Regions from separate parts of the Homo sapiens genome. Here region 1 is linked to region 2. A link is a loop called in an ENCODE intact Hi-C map of the cell type or tissue named here. Cell type or tissue: MCF 10A. All regions are shown on one strand. Each heading gives the region's core, and the rest is flanking DNA. Links, peaks and the distances in the headings are about the cores only. Region 1 has its middle 17 kb from the start of TRN-GTT2-4. Region 2 has its middle 11 kb from the start of LINC00398.

Region 1 (2,804 bases), core at 137-2,636, 100 kb after region 2:
TACCACATGTTCTCACTTCTAAGTGGGAGGTAAGCTCTAAGTGCGCAAAAGCAGGGTGCTATAATGGACATCAGGAGACTCAGAAGTGGGGACAGTGTGGGGGTGAGGAATGAAAAACTACTCATTGGGTACAATGTACACTATTTGGGTGATGGGTACACTAAAAATCCAGACTTCATCACTATACAATTCATCTATGTAACCAAAGCCACTTTTACCCCTAAAACTATTGAAATTTTTTAAAAATATAATAGGGCCAAGTGCAGTAATTCCAGCACTTTGAGAGGCTGAGGTAGGAGGAATGCTTGAAACCAGGAGTTTAAGACCAGCCTAGGCAATAAAGTGAGATTCCATCTTAACAAAAAATAAAAAATAAAATAAAGTAAATTAGTTGGGCACGTTGGTGCATGACTGCAGCTCCAGCTACTCAGGAGACTGAGGCAGGAGGATTGAGCCCTGGAGTGCAAGACTGCAGTGAGCCATGATCACACCACTGCACTGCAGCCTGGATGACAGAGACCCTGTCTCTAAAAAAAGGTAATTAAAATAAATAAATAAACACACACCTATAATCCTATCACCCACTGGTCACCTTCATCACCACCTTGATATGGAGTCTTCCAGGATTCCTCCGTGTGTGTGTGTGTGTGTCATATAACATCAGATTATTGAGATAGTGGGACTCAAAAGGGTGAGCCAGGAATGAGTTTTTCTCTCCCTACACTGTTTTCAATGCCGCTCAACCAGATATCTTTTCCTTATCCCCAAAGCAAAACATCAGCATATCCCATAGCTTTTTTGGTCATTTTTAAATTTTAACTGGTAGTTCATTTTTAGGAATTAAAAATTCAAGTCCAGGCCAGGCGTGGTGGCTCACTCCTATAATCCTAGCACTTGGGGAGGCCGAGGCGGACAGATCACTTGAGGCCAGGAGTTCGAGACCAGCCTGGCCAACACGGTGACGCCCTGTCTCTACTAAAAATACAAAAAAAAAAAAAAATAGCTGGGCATGGTGGCAGGCACCTGTAATCCCGGCTACTCAGGAGACTGTGGTGGGAGGATCGCTTGAACCCGGGAGGCAGAGGCTGTAGTGAGCCAAGATGGCGCCACGGGACTCCAGCCTGGGTGACAGAGCGAGGCTCTGTCTCAAAAAAAAAAAAAAAAAAAAAAAAATTCAAGTCCAGTCTAAATAAAAACTCCTAATTCTCATTCACTTCACAGCTTTTCCCATTCCCCTAGTTCAAGCCTGGCCCAGGGACAGGACCTGCGGGGGAAGGAAGAAGGTGTAGGCCCCCCAGCCCCACCCCGCCTCACCCTATTCTACTTCCTCCCCAGCTTCTACCCGGACAGGATCAATGAGGGGAAATGGGAGAAAGTGCTTTGTGCTTGTGTGTTTGTTTACTTGGCTGTTGCTGTTTGTTGTCTCTACTAGCAAATGCCCTCTGTTATGGCAGGATATGTCTTCCAAATGCTGCCTATTCCTCTCCTGGAACATCTGTGGAGCTTGTGGAGCTTCCACGTGATCCTTCTGCTGGGGACCTCCCAGGAAGAACATGACCTCAGCTCAGATGCCATGGCAGATGCTGAAGACAGAGCAGCTGGAGGCTGTTGGCCAACTGCATTCTTCAACGCTGAGCAGCAAGTTCTTTCTTGAAAGGAGACCCAAATGCACTCCGCGGCTGCCGTGATCACCTATCTCTAGGGATCCAAAAATACGATATATTTTCGGAGGAGCATTGTTAGCCTGTTAGTTCTACCGCTTTTCCCCTCTGCTCCCTCAGTGAGGAGGGAAAAGGGTGCTTCAGTGCCAGCTCAAGCCAAGCAGAAGTGAAACCGGAAAAGTTCCCTTGTCTCCCTCGCAGGACGTGCGATGAGGGTGTGGCTCTCTTCTTCAGTGTCCCGCTGCTCAAACCTCTAGACGGGCAGGCTGTGGGGCTCCCGCCCCATGGCAGCGTCTAGGGGTGGATATTTACAGCTCCTGAAGCCCCAATGAGTGTGTGCTATTGTGTGCTCTTTCAGTTTCGCTGTCTATAGGCAGCTTGTGTTAACCAGCTCAGTTAGACCCTCTACCTTATCACAAGGACAGAGGGCTTTCTGTATCCCAGGTTCTTGCCTTGGTGTACAGGAAGAATCGGATCACAGGTGGGCTTGGAGAATGAGTGCAAGGTTTTATTCAGTGAAAGTATCTCCCAGCAGAGGGGGGAGCCAGAAAGGAGATGGTTTTCCCCTGGAGTCAGCGGCCCAGGCTTCCCTCCGACTGCTCCAGCCACACTCTGCCTCGTTCCGCTGGTCGATGGTGTGCAGGTGTGCTCCTCTCGACGTCCTTTCAATGTCCAGCCGCTCCTGTCTTCTTCCACCGATGTGTGTCTGCCTGCTAGGGTTTGGGGAAGGTGGGGGAGTTTAATAGGTAGATGGGGGCGTGGCAGGCCAGGATGATCTTGGGAAACGCAACCGTTGGGCGAGAAGGCAGGAGTGCCTGTCTTCACCTAGGTCCGTGGGTACAGGCCCCAGGGGGGTGGAGTCCTAGCCAGGAACCATGCCCTGCCCTTCCCAGCACTTCCTTGCCCCCGTCCCCTAAGGGGACTTAGGAGAGATGCTGGTAGAGAGTAGAAGTCCTCCTCTCCCTGGACAGACTTGTGCCTGGTGCTACTGCAGGATTCTTTTACAACCATCGCTTCCCAACACACCTCTTGCACTCATAACTTGATCTTGAGATCTGCTCCCCAGAGGGTCCAACCTGTCAGAGTAATGGAGAAGAATCTCAGAACTGGTTTCCCCAAAGTGTGGTTAATGAAGCAGTTTTA
Region 2 (2,804 bases), core at 11-2,510:
GACCCAGGAAGCCAACCAAATGGTGTGCATACCAGCTTGTCATGCATGGAGGCCTGGAAGGGTTCTGTCATTCTCCTGAGTGGCCCTGCCTGGGTTTCCGGGTCCCTGCCTCCAGTTGCTTCTGATTCCTGATGATCAAAAGACCCCACTGATTTTTTTCACCTCTTTGAGTCAAACTGCCCTCTCTGCTGGATCCTTAGCAGTCACTGATGCCCGCAGTTAAAAATTCAACCTTTCATGGGTACAAAGAAAGAAGAAATAAGACCTAGCATTTGCTAGCACAACAGGGTGACTATAGTAAAACATAATTTAATTATACATTTTAAAATAATTAAAAGAATATAATTGGATTGTTTGAAACACAAAGGATAAATACTTGAGGTGATGGATACCCTATTTACCCTGCTGTGATTGTTATGTATGACATTCCTGTATCAAAATATCTCATGTAACCCATAAATATATACACCTACTGTGTACCCACAAAAATTTTAAAAAGTCAGCCTTTCTATAGAGTTAACATTGTGCCAGGTAGGCACAACAATGAGAAATGACAAGAGGAAATGATGAGCTAAAATGCCTATTTTCTCTCACGAAGCGATGTAATACAGAAGCCTTACGTTTTCTGGTTATCTGGCCAAAAGAAATCCTGTCATTGCCCTTGGTTATCAAATAGACCTCATGTTCTTGTCAGTCAGAGAATTGTGGAAATTTGCAGCTTAAAAATGTAAGGTGTGGGTGAAATCAGATTAGGTTTGACTTCATTGTTCAACAGAGGTTCACAGATGGGTCCCCTAATGACTAGGGTTTTGGTGTCCTTGGCCAAGGTTAAGTGACGAGTTAGGTCATCGGTCATTGCCATCCCTAGTGGTTAAAGCTTGGCCAGGAGCAATCCCACTTATTAAGAAAAATGCCTTGCCGAGGGGTAGAACGTTAATTTAATTTAGGGATAGTACAATTGTATCTGCACATTCTGCATTTCACTGTTGATACAGCCTGAGCCTGCCTGGCTGGTTGCAATTGTTTTAAATCCTCTGGCACCATTGATCCCTAATTGACCCCAGATTCCTGAGCGCCAGGAGCAGCCCTGACTTGTTTATTGCTGGCCCTGGGCCACCGTGCGGGTGTCCGCTGAGTTCCGCTGAGCTCAGCCACAAAGGCTGCTCTCTGACTGTGAGTCAGCCTAGCCCACGGCCAGCCAAGCCCATGGCCAGCAGGAGGACCTCCTCCAGCTTTCAAAAACAACAGGGCTTCCCTGTAGCTAAAATGCTTATTTTCTCTTATGAAGCGGTGTAATGCAGAAGCCTTAGTTTTCTGGTTATCTGGCCAGTAGAAATCTGGTCACCCCCTTGGTTATCAAATAGCTGGTTGCTGCTGCCTAGGCAGGCTATAACCTATAAAAATGTTAAAGGCGGTTCACTTCACTCAACGACAAGCTGTCCTTTTGCCCTGGGGGTACCTCCCAAGCCTTAGCCAGCTGGCTTTGAAAGTCTCACGTGGGTGAGTGGGTGCCTGACTGGGTGCAGCTGATGCCCCGATCCCTGATGACAGGTGTCCCCAGTGTCATCTTTATGTACAGAGAAAAGTGAGTTAGTGCTTTGAGAAATCAGCTGTGCACACAAAGAGCAAACCAGGACCCTCTCTGGTCCCAGCTGGTTCTGTTAGAGTGAGCTGGGGTTCTGCGAAACCACATTTGGTATGGGAATGCAAGCTGCAATTTGGTCAAAGGTACATTGACAGCCTGAAGGAGACTGCATTTAAGCCCTACACTAAAACAATGGGGAGCCTGAGTCCAATATTTACTGGGTGTTCCAATAAAGATCTAGAGCACAAAGGCTCTCTGGGGACCTCCATCACAAATAGCGCAGCACACATTCATCTGGCCACATTGGCACTTGTTAGCTCTCAGGCAGATTCAGATGGGGGGTTGGGGGGCGTGTTCCCTCCAAGAATCCTGCTGGCCTACCTTGAAAATCAAAACTGCATGGTCAGATGCAGACAGGAGGAATGTTGCTAAGCTTCGGAAACCACTTAAATACTTTGAACAGAATGGCTCCTCAATTGAGGACAAAAGTATACTTTTCTCTTAAACTGCAAACCTGGAATGTGCCTTCTGATGATTATAGGCAGAGTCCACACTCAAGTGATGGGAACCAGGCCCATGCTCTGCATATGGTGTCCAGGCTGCAGGGCAGCTGTGCCTTAATGAGATCCAGAAGCCTGCTGGCTCCCCAGCAGGCCCTCGGGAGCGAGGGCGTCCAGCACGGGTCCCAAGGGCTCCCCACCCTTCTTGGAGGCTTGGCACCCCGCCTGCCTGACCCCAGGGTTCTGCACATATGCACCGGAGGCAGCCTGGTCCCCCATACACGGATGCTTTAGTTGGATGACCGGAAAGGGGTGTGGTATGGGGGTCAGAGCATCTGAACAGACAGAGCTTTTCCCAGGGCCTCCTCCTTGGCTCAAACCATGACCTGCCTGCATCCAGATCTCCTCTCGCTCTCATTATCACACCAACTGCCTCTGCAAAATGCAGATACACTTTGCTGTTTTTGCACTTGGTAGAAATGACATCTTTTTTTTGAAACATAATAAAGCCCAGTGATAACACAGCTACAATAACATAAGATCAGGCTGGGCATGGTGGCTCACGCCTGTAATCTCAGCACTTTGGGAGGCCGAGGCGGGCGGATCACGAGGTCAGGAGATCAAGACCATCCTGGCTAACATGGTGAAACCCTGTCTCTACTAAACAAAAGAATGCAAAAAAAAAAATTAGCTGGTCATGGTGGCGGGCACCTGTAGTC

The links. A loop is a pair of places that touch in the nucleus more often than their neighbours do. Peaks named below come from ENCODE experiments on the same cell type or tissue, not always from the same donor. Only the 100,000 strongest peaks of a DNase experiment are listed, where the experiment ranks them.
Region 1: a loop joins it to region 2, with 5 times the contacts of the local background. A loop is called at or near these places in 20 of 110 quality-filtered maps.

What each region holds. Positions count from the first base shown.
Region 1 is chr13:30,689,508-30,692,311 of GRCh38, reverse strand. No RefSeq gene overlaps it. Among named protein-coding and RNA genes, the nearest start is that of TRN-GTT2-4, 17 kb to the right of the region's middle. RefSeq lists an enhancer at 1,816-1,905. In MCF 10A, for the core only: no CTCF peak of the experiment used is centred there; a DNase peak (open chromatin) is centred at 1,571.
Region 2 is chr13:30,791,121-30,793,924 of GRCh38, reverse strand. No RefSeq gene overlaps it. Among named protein-coding and RNA genes, the nearest start is that of LINC00398, 11 kb to the left of the region's middle. RefSeq lists enhancers at 729-1,245, 999-1,293, 171-2,804 and a silencer at 999-1,293. In MCF 10A, for the core only: a CTCF peak has its summit at 1,203 (motif pointing right); a DNase peak (open chromatin) is centred at 1,134.